2 separate regions of the Homo sapiens genome follow, and region 2 is linked to region 1. A link is an interaction called in ENCODE POLR2A ChIA-PET data of the cell type or tissue named here. Cell type or tissue: MCF 10A. All regions are shown on one strand.

The links. ChIA-PET counts read pairs that join two places held together with the same protein. Peaks named below come from ENCODE experiments on the same cell type or tissue, not always from the same donor. Only the 100,000 strongest peaks of a DNase experiment are listed, where the experiment ranks them.
Region 2: POLR2A ChIA-PET joins it to region 1 with 5 read pairs; 2 of 35 experiments call an interaction of 5 or more read pairs at or near these places.

The regions. Positions count from the first base shown.
Region 1 is chr3:41,680,169-41,682,668 of GRCh38, reverse strand. ULK4 (unc-51 like kinase 4) reads left to right here. Exons shown (of 37, transcript NM_017886.4): 28 at 865-916; 29 at 1,017-1,161. Among named protein-coding and RNA genes, the nearest start is that of ULK4, 280 kb to the left of the region's middle. In MCF 10A, no CTCF peak of the experiment used is centred here; a DNase peak (open chromatin) is centred at 978.
Region 2 is chr3:41,249,924-41,252,423 of GRCh38, reverse strand. All of the region lies in intron 35 of ULK4 (unc-51 like kinase 4), which reads left to right. Among named protein-coding and RNA genes, the nearest start is that of CTNNB1, 52 kb to the right of the region's middle. In MCF 10A, no CTCF peak of the experiment used is centred here; no DNase peak of the experiment used is centred here.

The sequences.
Region 1 (2,500 bases):
ATACTGTCACATATAAATTTCCTATGTCAAGTGGAGATAGAATATGTTAATACTGATGGGCCACCAGCCACATATGGAGATTCTTGCCTGTGCAGGGCGTTGTTTTGTTGGTATGGACGGCAAGATGTCGTTTGGCTGTGCACAGATTCTCCTGCTCTTTTATCAGTATAGAGAGAACAAGTACACAAACAATGGGAATTTTGTTTATTGTCACTAAAATAGTTCATCAAATGAAACAGTAGTTTTCATCATTAGACTGGAGTAGGGATTCTTTCTTTTTTGGTATTTTGGAGGAAAATACTTGTTTTTTGGGGTTAAGTTTTAAACCATATTTGATTGTTCTCTGATACAACTAGGAACTCACAGGGGTGGTTTGTATAGTGGATTTACATCTTTGTGGTCTATTTCTAAAAATAACCAAGACGAACTTGTCATAGTTATTTGATGTATTTGATAAAACATGGGGACTATTGTGTCTTTTTTTTCCCAACATTTTGATTGTTGTTTAGGTTAAACTTGATGTAATGATCACCAGCTTATACATACTAATTTGATGGTTTAATGCCAACCTGTGCCAACTAGATTTTGCATTATATTCTAAAGTTCCTTTCATAGACCCTGAAGGTTTTGATAAATTACTGTTTTGATTTTCATAATGTCATTTTGACCTGAGGACTTTTTTAGATTTAAATGAGCTTGGTGGTTTATTAAATGTCATGGAGAGTTTAAATCCAGGATAAACTTAGCCGTTGCTTTTTTTCACTCCTTTGATTAGGGATTCTGTCTGTGGAAAAAATATAGATAGTGGTTGATATCAGTTTTGTGTTCATAGAGATTCTGAGTCTTTTACATGCTTTCTTTTAGGTTGTTGACTATATACTGCCACCCTTGGTGTCCTTGGTTCAAAGCCAAAATGGTAAGTGTGATGACACCAGCAAGAATTGCATCAGTTACACATTCTATTTTCATTCTGTCTCCATGGAGTCACATTCTTGGCATTTTTTTTTTCTTTCAAGTGGAGTGGAGACTCTTTAGCTTGCGGTTGCTCTCAGAAACCACATCTCTACTCGTGAACCAGGAGTTTGGGGATGGCAAGGAGAAGGCCAGTGTTGATTCTGACAGCAATCTTCTGGCTCTCATTCGAGATGTCTTACTTCCCCAGTAAGTATCATGCAGTTGTATTCATGCAGAGAAGTGTAGGCTATCCAGGAAGCTTCTGTCAAACTAGGTTCAGTGATGGGGTTGGGGTCTTGATGTCCTTATGTTTATACACATATGCTTGTGTACTCATTATAAAAAAAGTTTAGACAGGTGCGGTAACTGTTAGACTGCAGAAGACTCAGAAGGTCTCAGTTCATCTTTGAGGACATCCATTTAAAGCTTAATCTGTTTTTTGCCAGAAACATGATTTTGAAGTTATGCAGATTTAAACGTGTTCATGGCTCAAGGGGTGAGGGTTATGATTCAAGGTCTATATTACACGACTACTGGAACATGAAATTGAGACTTCTCCTGGCTCTACTCAGAAATAATAGAGATAGAGGTAATCCCCTTCTCCAAACTCTTGGAATAGAACTTAGGTTTAGTTCTGAGCAGGACTTTCTCAGGGGTTGGGTGGAGGTGGCGGAACAGGTAATGAGTATGGAGAAAGGGTTTTTGTATTCTTTTACTTCATTGCTCATAAAGCAAACACACAGCAGGATGACTACTGAGGGCACCTAATGCAAACATGCAAAACCCTAAAATCTCACCTTATAGTTGAGGGGACACTGTCAATTTTATCAAAGCTAGTTTCAAAAAGTATATGCCATATGTCAATATTAAAGAAGATTTTGTGAAATCAAACAAATGCTAGATGGTGTATCATGCATTAATATGCCTACCTGATCATGGCTTTCTCCAGGGCCTGGGCCGCAGTCTGGGTCAGTTTGGCAGGTTTATAAGAATGACAGCCTGAGTTAATGCTTCCCTCTATTGTTTCAACTTCTTAAGACCCACTGTTCTCATTTAAAAAAAATTAATGATCATAGTAAAGAAATCAGATGTAATTACATTCTGATTTTGGCCAATGTTAAGAGTTTGAACTCTCTCATATAATATTAGGTTCACATTAAAGAAAACCCAAATAACTGAAATTGCCAGTTGCTGTAGATGAAGCACTCAACCACTCCAGTTGGTTGAGGAAGGTACCTTTTACTAAGTGTGTGGGTGTTCTGTGTCGACCCTTTGGCTCTCTGGGGGAGCCTGTCTTGACTGACTGGAGCTTGATTTCTAGGCCAGCCTCTTGTTTCTTTTTTCCTATTTACACTTCTGCAGCTGGTTTCAGGGACAGCTCTGATAATTAATATGTACTGTAAGAATACTTTTAATGCCCAAAGTAAGACAATTGTTTGAAACTTTGTCATGTGGAGTTTGCTCAGTGATAAACTGTCAGTAGGTACCTTTTCAGTTACATTTGTTATATATGAGTGTATGTCTGTGATCTATACTTATGTGAATT
Region 2 (2,500 bases), 430 kb after region 1:
TTTTACTGATATATTCTATTGTAATACTTGTTTCAAGAGTGTTAGTGATTGTTTTTAGCATTTTTATAATAGCACTTTGAAGTCTTTGTCAGATAATTCCAACATATGTCATTTTGTTTATTGTCCTCTGTTGATTGTCTTTTTTCATGTCAGCTGAGATTTTATGGTTGCTTTTGCCAAGTAATTTTGAATTGTATCCTGGTCATTAAAAATATTACATTATAAGACCCTGTCTTGTTAAATACTACAGAGAATATTGATATTTTTGTTTTAGCAAGCAATCATGCTGATTAGGTTCAGGCTGCAGGTTGGAATTGTAATTTCAGTGTCATATTGGTTTCACAGGTTTTGCAGTGCTATGTGCATCTATCTGGTGTGTCCCTCCCCAGGGGTCAGTCTGGGATGTGAGCAGAGATATATTTGTTACCTCAGTTCTTCAATTCTGGGGCATGCTATTGGGATCGGTTCCATGCATACACAGGTTGGGGGTGAGGCCAAGAGTTCATAAACAGTTTTATGGAGTAACTTTACTAAGCTCTTCTTGATTCATTCTCTCCCCAGTACTTTCTGGTTCTCTGGGTTTCCCATTTTTTATCTGGCCTAAAACTGCCTAGTTCCATGATTATGCAACATCCAGGCCAAACACTAGGAGAACAGAGAAAGAATAGAGATCTGGTTGCAGGCTCCTCTTGCTGGCTATTGTTGCTGCCACCTCTGTCCCCACTACCACTGCTGCCATCACAGAATGGCCTGGGACACAAGAGGATGGAGAAAAAAGAGCAAAGCAATCTTGAGGGGGTTTCATCTACTCTCTAGGGTTTTGGGGATTTCCCTTCTCTATTCCTCAAGCTGGGTTTCTTCTAGGGCTTTTGGGGTTTGGGTTTGTTGCATCCAGGCTAAGAAAGAAGTGGTAAACTCACTGCCAGTTCAGTGGTGCTTTGAATTCAGTGTCCTCTCCTATTTACCTGTTGCTGTTTGCTTTTCAGTGTTCTGAAATAGCTGCGCTGTAGATTTGCATCCAGAGGGAGAGAAAGAGTGTCATGTGTTTTCTCTGTCTTACGCAGAACTGGAACCTCTGATTGATATAATTTAAAATTTTTATTTTTGAATTAACTCATCCTTATATACAGAACAACAGCTGATGTTATGAATAAGAGTCAGGTAAATGGCCAAACCACGTAGTTTTCAATTGGCGTTGTTTATGTCTACATTTATGTCAGCTACACATGATACCATTTTGGCATCTTCCTTTGATCACATAACTGTCACTGTAGATTTCTATTTGCACCTTCTAACCAGCCTTGTGGATGAAAGTCATCTTCTGATTTATTTGCAACTTGTGGGTGATTTCCTGGGAGCACAGCCTCTGCACACAATCTCATGGCAGGGCTGGTCGGGGCACTGAGCCTGGATGTAGTCAGCTGACCTGTTTGAGGCAGTTCTGAGAAAAATGAAGTGGGAATCCTCACTGAAGACGCCTGATGGGGAGTGTACCTTCAGTGTAAGTTTATGCATACTTCAGACATAATTGAACTACAGCTGGCATTTTTAAGCAGTAGTCTTTTGAACACATCAAGTTGGGTGCAATTTCAGAACAAATTTACATGCAGCTCTTCCGAGATGCAAATCTTTGCAGAAATCACACCTGATGCAGTTGAACTGGCAGCTGTTCTCTGGCATACTCAGGAAGGTGGGAGAGGATCTCAGTGGAGGTGCGAATGCATTCATATATAATTCAGAGTTCATGTTAATGTTTAGTTACCCCTGTGACCTATCATGAGTGGTTGATTAAAAAATGTTGAGCCTCTTAACTAAGGAGACAATAATCCAGCCTCGGTTGCTGTGATCAAAGTCAGCTGAAGCCATCCTGGTTCCACCTTCGTGGTGGGGAGACAGTCTGGCTCCGTGTGGACTCCTGTAGCAGCCCCTTAATTTCAGCTTTGGTTACCTCATAAATAAAACATGATATATACTTACCTTGTAAGGTAGGCTGTTGAGAAGATTAAATGAGAAAACATATAGGAAACAGCATTCTGAAATGTAAAGTGCCATACAAGCGTTTATTACAAGAAATTTTAAACTAACAAAGATAACAATAGGAGGCAACGGTGAATTAAGAGAAGCAAGTCTAATAGTAGAATCAAAGCCTTCTCTTCTCTGCCTTTCAGGACATGGACTCATTTTATGGAGGGTCTGAATTGTGAGGTCTCTGGGTGGGTCTAGAATTGTGGGTCTAGATAAATCCCCACCTGAGCCTATTCTAGCCCTGAGAGTGTATGATTCTGCAAATAGGTGCTACAGAGTCAGGCATGCCCAAGTGTTTTTCTCATAGGACTGTGGCGATTAGCATGGGCACACTTCCTGGGGTTTAGTTATTAATGCCTCTCTCCCAGGTCCCCAGGCACCTTCTTGGCATCCTTCTATCCACGTGAAAGAGATCATGTTGGGCTGAGAGCCCCAAAGACAGATTTCCAGTTGCTAGCCAGGCCTCTTGAGTCCC